Regions from separate parts of the Homo sapiens genome. Here region 2 is linked to region 1. A link is a contact called in ENCODE Hi-C data. All regions are on one chromosome and are shown on one strand. The core of a region is the stretch at or near the end of the contact, and the rest is flanking DNA. Distances in the headings are between cores, read along the strand shown.

Region 1 (4,761 bases), core at 888-3,387:
TCTGCCAGTGCATTAGAGATGTGGGCTTAAGAAAATCCAAATGACATCAATCAACTAGTGATGAACAAATATTTGCAGAGCCCTTCCTCAATGTCACACCCTCAGTTTGGAGCTATAGTTTAGAAGAATATGGGGATTAATGAAACCTGGCTGCTTCTGTTACATTCAAGAGGAGAAAACCAACAATAAACACACAGATGGTACGTCAGATGGGGAAAAGAAGGCAGGGGGAGAGGGGTAGGGAGGAAGACTCCCCACTCCTGGGGGATTCGCTGCGGAGACAAGATTTATGTTCAGGAAAAGTTAACATGCAGGAAAAGTAGTTACAATATAGCTCCTTAGTCTGAACCATGACTAGATAATCATATGGTGAGCCTTTAAATGTACCTGTGGGATACGGAAAGAAAGGACCTCCTTGTGTCCTAACCCATGGAGCAGGGGGGTGCAATAAAGTACTGTGGGTGACAGAGTTATTTGAAGGGGTGATGAACTTTGCGGGTGAGATGGCCTGAATTATCAAGTTCAATAGATAAGGAGGGTGAGGCCTAGAGGGGATGTTTCTCACCCAAGGTCACACCCAGAGCCAGTGTCCAAGTGGGACTAGGGCCCAGGTGGCGTCCTCGGGTTCTTCCAGGCCTGCCTCTTGCCTCCTAAACATTTTCATCTGTTTCTGGATATTGGTGGCTCCATGAACTTTGGGCGATCTCAGCGTTTGGTTTTCAGGTCTGTGACTGGAAGGCAGAAGGGATCTGCTGACTCCACCTGCAGATGGACTGAGTCCTTCTCGTGCCCATCACCTTACCGCTAAGGTGTAAAGGACTCAGGAAAGGGACACAGGAGCTGGGTCAGGGTAGCTGCAATCGATTGCTTGGACAAGAATGGACCAATGACACTCACAGCTGACATCATGGTGGTGACTTTTTATGAAAGTCAGGCCAGAGCAGACACAATGAAAGTTAAAGCATTGAGTGTGAAGTCTTGTCTTGGAGTCAAAAAAGCTGAACCAACTAGCTCAGATTGGCAGGGGGTGATGGGGATATATGGCAAGCACAAGGGTATGAGAGAAGGACCCTAGAAGGTTCTAACTAAAATTAACCTCAATTTTGTTTTATTTTTTTTAAGGAGAAATGTGGTTTCACTATGTTGGCCAGGCTGGTCTCAAACTCCTGACTCAGGTGATCCACCTGCCTCAGCCTCCCAAAATGCTGGGATTATAGGCGTGAGCCACCATGCCCAGCCAAATTAACCGAGATTTTATGGGCCAGCTGTGTATGGGGGCAGTCAGTTAGCTAATGTGACTTCAGGCTGGATTGCTAGAGATTCAGTGCCTAGAACAAGAAAGATGATGCTCTTATTCTATTTGTGCTGGTCTGCCCACTCCTGGAACATTGTTTTCAGTTGTTCAGAGGAAGAGTGGACAAATTAGCATATCACGAGAAGAAGGGGCCAAGGGGGGCAAAGAGACAACAAGTATTCCCTTTGAAAAACTTCGGAAGGAAGTGAGGGTCTCATCCTAGAGTGGAGGTGGGCATACCAGGAAGAGGAGATCTACTGTGAATATCCGTCAGGATGAGAGGTAACAGTTGTGTTTTGTACAGGCCAAGAGAAAGACAGCTTAGAGTTTGCCTCTCGTGGTAATGACCTTCATGTCTCTGGAAGCACTTGTATGAGGGCTTAATCATAAGAGATGCCAGAGAAGGGATCGCTTCACATAACGATAACAATAGTAATAGCTAACACTTGTTAGTTGTTACTATATGCTGTGTACACTTTACGCCAATTAACTCAATTTTCATAACGACCCTATTAGGTAAATACTATTATTATCCTCATTTGACAGAGGAACAGAGGGTTATTAACTTGCTCAGGGTCCCACAGGGCTTTGACACCAGGCAGTGTGGCTCCATAGGCTGAGCTCCTGTAGTGCATGAAGAGCATTTGTGCAAAAGACCTCTAAGATTTGTCCCATTCCTGAGACCCTGAGGTTTCAGGGAGTTCCCTGCTGGGACCATTCCCCAGTTATTTACTTCCTTGTAATAGGTCATGCTTAGCGTAAGGCCAAGGAGACAAGACACTGCTGACTCATTCTTTCCCAGCTGTGCAGGCTGGGCACAGAGCCAGGCTGCTTGTCCAGCCCTGGGGCAGATGCCGGCTGCTGCGGTTTGGCAGTGGGTCAGCAGCTGGGATGAAGCCACAGAGTCTGACCTGTGAGGAGGGTGGTGGGTCCACAGGAACCCAGGCTCTGCAGCCCTTCTGAGATGGGCGGATCTGGGCATAGGAAAGAAATGCAATCAGGAATGCAGCAAGGCAGAGTTGAAAAGTCCTGTGAAGACTGTGCTGAGCATCAGGGTCGGGTAAGCCTCCTCTGGGGGTTGCATAGGAGCTGCTCACAATCATCCCAGTATTATTCACATCATCTGTATTTAGTGGCACCTCCTTGGTGCCAAGGTGTGAGCCATGGCCCCGGGTAGCACAGCCTCCTGCTTCCCAGCTGCTGGAGGGATTGCCCTGATCCCATGCTTCTCCAAGGTGGTCTGGGGGAAGCAACCCAGCAGCAACTGTAGGAGCTGCCCAACTCTCCCACTGCCTCAAGGGCTGAAGGGATTAATTTCATGGCATACGTGTGTCCCCCTAGATAAGCTCTGCTGCAAAACACAAAAGTGGCCATGTTCTCTCCCAGCACTTGAGCTTGCCTTGAGACTGAAATCCAAGTGATGCCCCTCAGGCTATCACCTCTGGTGGATGCCCCTCCAGCCTGTCTTACCCATGTCCTTCTTGGGCCATCAGCCTTCTGTTACCTGCTGGGATTGTTCCCAGTCTGGGACACCATACCCCAGTTCCTCACCTGCCTGACTCCTGTGGGCCCTTGGAGTTAGCACAGGTTTCACCTCTTCCAAGAACCTTTCATCTTGTCAGAGCATTGGCCAGGCAGCCCCGGGATCCCTGGTTGACTCTTCTGGGTTCCCTGAGGACAGGGCTGTTCCTCATCTCTGGAGTGCCAGCCCCTGCAAAGCAGTTGGATAGAAACGCAATCGTTATTGGTGACAATTTCTCACAGTTCTACAGCTCCTTACGGTTTATAATGCATTTCACACTTATTCTTGCATTTGAGTTTTGCAGAATTTTATGTGTGTTCCTTTCTCTGTCGTCACTGAGTGCTCACTCTAGGCAGCCCTCTGCTAGGCGCAAGTGGCAGGATGGAGGAGCGTGCCAAGGACTAGGAGATTACATGGAGAAGCTAACATTAGCCTTAGTGCTTCTTTGCCATTTGGGGAAGCAGATTTTGGAAGCTGTCACTTCCAAGGTGGAGTTCTGGGAAGTGTTTGGGCTTCCCCTTAGCAGGTGCTCCCTAAATTCTAGGCACTCCCCTCCAGCACTAGAGCTTTGTATTCTGACCCCTGACCCTCACAGCCCTTTGCCTTTGATCAATGTATTTTCTCAGACTGGAACCTCCTTCCTCTGCTTTTCCCTGTTTATCAACCTAGTTTAGTTGCCCCTTGCTTCAGACAACCTTCCCTGTCTCTTTCCCTGCAGCCCCCGGAGTACTGTAAGGCCCTCCACCAACAGACACCTTTCACTTTATTGTCCTGAATCACAGGTTTAAGCTTAAGCTGGGTTCCCTCCATTAGATCTCTGGAGATCCAGAATTAGGGTCAGATTTATTTCTGTTTCCCTGCACAATATCTGTTACATAGCAGGTATTGTGTTGGAGAGGGAATGAATGGATGGATGAATGAATGAAGAAACTGAATTGAGTCCATCTCAGCTTCTCCAACAAGGACAGAAAAGAAACAGCTCAGGAGACGTAATCTTATAACATGGGGTTTCTCTGTAATTTGCATAAATAACCCACTCTACTAGGTTTCACGCCTCTTGGGAGACCTACCAGCTGCCTGCCTCTCACTTCCAGTTTCCAAAGAGGAAGGAAGGTTTCTACCAGCCCAGCTCAGCTGGTCCAGGGACTAAATTACCTTCCCATCACTGAGCCCCTTTCTCATTATGCCAGAGGAAGATCACTACTGCCTGTCCATTTGGGCGGCTTATCCACGTGGCCTGGTTCCAGGAGCCATCTGTGTGATGTCATTCCCAATACGATTTGAAACTTCCAGCATCTGCAGCCCCCACTGGTGTTGAATCATAGTGAGACTGGCATTATCATCACCTCCACTTTACAGATGGGAACTTATCATGGTGAGGGTTCTAGAGATGGGGTGGGGCCGGGCCCTGTGTCTCCAAACGAGCCCAGTGTATCTCTTGAGGCTGGCCTCTCCCTCTCCCTGGTACAAGCCAGGGCTTCAAAATCCAAAAGATCTTTCTTCATCTTTTCCAACCCACTATGACCCAAATATGCATCTTCCTTTAAGGAATGTCTTAGATTTAAAAAAATTAAAAACTCAAAAGCTTCTGAGGCATCTTACCTGAGCTTATCAACATCTTTCCCCCATTCCTTCTGATATAACTACTTGGGCTGACTTGAAGCCTCACTTAGGTGCAGCTGCAATGGTGTGAGGTTTTTGTTGTTGTTATTGTTTTTGAGATGGCGTCTGGCTCAGTCATCCAGGCTGGAGTGCGATCTTGGCTCACCGCAACCTCCGCCTCCTGGGTTCAAGCAATTCTCCTGCCTCAGCCTCCCGAGTAGCTGGGACTACAGGCATGTGCCACCACGCCCGGCTAATTTTTTTGTGTTTTTAGTAGAGATGGGGTTTCACCATATTAGCCAGGGTGGTCTCAAGCTCCTGACCTTGTGATCTGCCCGCCTTG
Region 2 (4,514 bases), core at 1,256-3,755, 340 kb after region 1:
GGTCTGAGGACGGCTGGGCAGACACATGCGTCCTGGCTGCAATCGCTCTCGTTCTGAGGGCCCAGGGCTGGGGGCTGCCCTGGGACCCAAGCTCCAGTGTGGGTCTTTTGACTTATAAAACCTTAGCTAGGAATTCCTCTGTCAGGCTAGAGGGCTCGTCCTTTCTGAGGGCAGTAGACCCAGGGAGGCCCAGAGCAAATCCAGGGAGATAAGGCAGATGTCAACAGATGCATTGTAAACAACGTGGTGTGGATACTGGAAGAGATAGCGGAGGAGATAAACAGGAATCTAGGAAAGGTGCCCCATGGACTTGAGGCTAACTCAACCCCAAAGAGCTGTCCTTTTGCAATGCTGGGCCATGAAGCTGTTTAGAAACACCCTCTAACTGTATGAGCATGGGACCTGGCTCACAGATTTTTACTACATGTGTGTTAAGTGAATGAACTAATGAATAGAGACCTAGGCATTATTCATTCACTACTCATTTACTGATGTGAGGACAAACAGTTCCAGTTTGTCTAGGACTAAGGGGTGTCCCGGGATGTGGGACTTTCAGTGCTAAGACAAGGAATGTCCTGGGCAAACCAGGACTAGTTGGTCTCTGTAGTTACTGAGGATCTATGATGGACTGGACCCTGGGCCCCCACTGGGCATATGGAGGTAAGTCAGACTCAGTTCTCACTCTCAAGAAGTGCACAGCATGGTTGCAACAGGAAGATAGAAGGAAGAGTGGCAAGTGTCATGATAGGGCCATGAACAAGAGTGAGGCTATGGAGCCTGACACTTTGGCGATGGCTTTTTTTTTTTTTTTTGAGATGGAGTCTCGCTCTGTCCCCCAGGCTGGAGTGCAGTGGCTCGATCTCAGCTCACTGCAAGCTCCGCCTCCCGGGTTCACGCCATTCTCCTGCCTCAGCCTCCTGAGTAGCTGAGACTACAGGCGCTCCCCACCACGCCCGGCTAATTTTTTATATTTAGCGATGGCTTTTAAGAGGAGGAGTAAACACTGGCTTGAGTCTCATGGGAGAGGAACTCACCAGATCCCTACAAGAAGCTTGGAAAGGGCCTTGAGGTTAAGAGACAGCTGGGACTAAGGCCTAGAGGCTCACACAACAATGGTTTGGTTCAAGAAACAGTAGGCAGCATATGTGCGTGTTGGAGGGGTGGGATTGGGAGCATGTGGAGGTTGTAGGGTTGGAGAGGTATTTGAGGGTCCAGTTACAAGTGGTAAGCTATGCTAAGAAAGATTAAATTGATAATATAGGCAATAGGGAGCTGTTGAAGGTTTTCTGAGCATGGAGAGATAGAATCAGATATTACAAAACATTTCATTCATTCAACACATGTTTACTAAGCATCTATTATGTGCCATACATTGTGCTGGAGGAATGAATGAATAAATGCATGCATGCATGGCTATCACTTAATTTTCCAATCACAGTGAGGATCCTTGAAATCCAGGGACCAGCTGATGTGACTTGTGGGCCTATGATCTCTGTCAGAAAATCATTCTGCAATGAGCAAATCTAAGACAGCCAGCATTGGCTCCCGCCACCGCCCCCTTATCTGTTTTTCTTTTTGCAAAAGACCTTGAGGCCTGTAGTCGGTTCCACTACAAAACGGTTACACAATTTCCCTGGGAGAAGGCGAGTTTCCACCTTTGGGGATGAATGAGCCCTTTCTTTTCTGGAGAGCCGGCCAATGAGGCACAGGCTGGGTACTGCAGGAGGCGCGGCTGAGGGAACAGCAGGCCTCGGTCTAATTTGGGGGTAACTATTTGTTTTTTCATTAAACAAAGTCTGCATGGTAGGAATTGTGGTTGCAGGAGCCTCGGGAGGCCGATAAAGCAGGCAGGGCGAGTCTGCCGGGAGCAGCGGGCGAGGGAGCTGCTCTCTGATTCTGCTGCTGCCCAAAGCTTCCACTTTTCTGGGGCTGCAGGTCCTATAAATGGTGCCTTTGAGGAGGCTGCCCTGGTGACAGCAGGACCCTCCCTGCAGCACCCACTCGGCCACTGACTTCTGAAAGCGGGATTGTCCCTCCCCAAGCCCTGCCCTCCTGCGACATTCCTCATGCTGACCATTGTCTGCAGAAAGAGGCCATTGTCTGGGGCTGACATATCTGCTGACCAGGCACATGAAACAAGCAGAGCTTTGGGGAGGAAGAAATCCACCCAAACCAACAAAAAACCTGAGCCTAGCCTGAGGGCAGGGCTTAGACCCAGCTTGCTGAATTTCCTGATTCACTGGTGTTCTTCCCGAGACGAAGTGCCCACCATTGTGGGAGGATCCGAGTTTTATCTCTGGGCTGGAATGACACCGTCTCTGCCTTTGTGTCAACAGCACTGAGAGGCCTTGTTTAGGATGATGTGGCCAGTGCTGAGAAGGGCTTGTTTGAAGAGAAAAAAGAAAAAAACAGAACAATGTTTATCCAGCAGGCAGCTCCTGCCAAGGCGGCCTCCTCGCTGTCCTCTCCGTAGGATGCTGCTCGCCAGGCCTTCTTGGCTGTTCCTCGGCCTTGGGTGCAGGCCGTGGGTGGGGGGACAGCCAGCTGGTAGACACCGGTATTCGATGTCAGCTCTTACAACAGGGAGGTGGGTAAACAGGCTGCTGTCCCCACCTCTCCCAGGCACCCCCTGTGGCCTTGACTGCCCAGCCCTCCCCCTAACATCTTCCCCACCCACAACTAAGTTAACTCACACCAGGGGCAGCAGAGCCTTCAGACCTGTGGCCGCTACATCCATTCTGGGCACTTGGTGCCCCCACATGTACCCTTCCCTTCGGATTTGGAATATCACCGCTGCATGCAGGCACATTGCTGAGGCCAGCTGAATTGCCTTTGGGCATTAAGCCTCAGAGAGCCTCGCTACTCAAATGGTGGTCCCAGGACCAGCAGCAGCGGTGTTACCAGGGGCTAGTTAGAAATGAAGATTCTCAGGCCCATCTTGCTGTGTCAGAATCTGCATTTTAACAAGATTGCCTGCATCTATTTGCACATTAAGTTTGAGAAGCACTGGTCTACATCAGTGGTTCTCAAACAAGGCAGCCTATTGGAATCACCTGGGGAGCTTTTAAGAGTCTCAAAGACCAGGCAGCCTCTCCGGCCAATTATATGAGGATCTCTGGGGTGGGGGCGGTGGGGAGTGACACTGGAACATCAGTGTTTTCTCACACTTTCCAAATGACTTCAATGTGTCTCCAGGTTTGAGGCAGAGGAGCTAGGATGGGGCCCTCTTTCCCCAGTCCTTGGACTGGGTTTCCGTCAGTCACGATATTCTCACTTAGTACAACTCAGCAACTTTTCCTGAGAATTTTCTATGTGCCAGGAACCACAACAATTGCTGAGGTTTTATCAATGATGTTGGTACGTGTTCACTTCTGCAATGTCTTTCTGGCCCAAAGAACTCCTAGTCATCCTTCAAAGCCCAGTTTAGAAACCTCCTTCTCTGTGATGTGTTTTTTGACCTCTTGAAATGGGGAAAATGCTTCTTCCTTTTAACTCACATTGTCCTCTGCATTTTTCTATTATTGAATTTGTCATGCTGAGTCATAAACATCTATTTACCAATCACTGGACTGGGAGCCTCAAGGACAGGGACAGTATATTATTTATCTGTCGCCACGCTGGAGTGTGGTGGCGCGATCTTGGTTCACTGCAACCTCCGCCTCCTGGCTTCAAGTGATTCTCCTGCCTCAGCCGCCCGAGTAGCTGGGACTACAGGTGCGCACCACCACGCCCAGCTAATTTTTGTATTGTTAGTAGAGACGGGTTTCACCATATTGTCCAGGATGGTCTCGATCTCTTGACCTTTCGATCCACCCGCCTCAGCCTCCCAAAGTGCTGGGATGACAGGCATGAGCCTGGGCTATATCTTATTTATCTTTGCATCCCGGGGTCTAGGGCAGGGCCTGGGCATAAAGCAGGTGCTCAGTAAATGCTGTTGACTGATAACATGAATGCCTGAAGGAATACAAGAATGGGTGAAGATACATTCCCTACCCTTAAAAAACTTAAATTCTAGAAGGAGAGACCATCATGTGCAAAATTAATGTGACATTAACGTCTGATGGGTGTTTGACAGAGGTTTACCCAACTTCTGTGGGAGTGCAGGGCTGGGAGAGGGCCATCGACAGTGAGATCCGGAGTGGTCCACGCTCTGCTTATTATCGCTTTTCCAGTGTATACACCAGGGATGTCACTCGAGTGGTCCTCTTTGGCTCCTTTCCTTGTTGTAGTTGGAGACAAGAAAATAGTCCAATAAATGGAAGGTAAAGATATTTTTACATTTCTAGAAGGTGGTTGTTCTGCTACATGCAGAACAGATGACTGTGGTTAGACTGTCAGGCCCTGGACCCAAGTCTGGAGAGCCTCAGATAGAGGGAGGAGTCTAATGGGCCCAGACAACTGCTAAGCAGCTGCTGCAGTCCACGCTGGCCACTATGTGTCTACAATGGTGTAGGTTGTGGGGTGGCTGGTCACAGCTAAGATCAGGGCCCTGGCAGAGTGAAGGCCTGGCCCAT

What was found. A loop is a pair of places that touch in the nucleus more often than their neighbours do. Pooled maps may share reads with other maps.
Region 2: a map of dorsolateral prefrontal cortex shows a loop between it and region 1 (4-fold over the local background). The contact joins two enhancer-like sites. A Hi-C loop is called at or near these places in 1 of 168 maps with a recorded cell type or tissue (dorsolateral prefrontal cortex) and 3 of 50 pooled maps.

The regions. Positions count from the first base shown.
Region 1 is chr2:15,728,539-15,733,299 of GRCh38, forward strand. No RefSeq gene overlaps it. Among named protein-coding and RNA genes, the nearest start is that of LINC01804, 40 kb to the left of the region's middle. RefSeq lists a silencer at 3,749-3,808. Within about 2 kb of position 2,138, at least 5 of the 41 ENCODE cell types and tissues checked have a DNase peak (open chromatin) inside an H3K27ac peak, as active enhancers do; they include dorsolateral prefrontal cortex, where a contact is called at or near this core.
Region 2 is chr2:16,068,111-16,072,624 of GRCh38, forward strand. The region is part of intron 1 of GACAT3 (gastric cancer associated transcript 3); the gene reads left to right. Among named protein-coding and RNA genes, the nearest start is that of GACAT3, 20 kb to the left of the region's middle. Within about 2 kb of position 2,506, at least 4 of the 41 ENCODE cell types and tissues checked have a DNase peak (open chromatin) inside an H3K27ac peak, as active enhancers do; they include dorsolateral prefrontal cortex, where a contact is called at or near this core.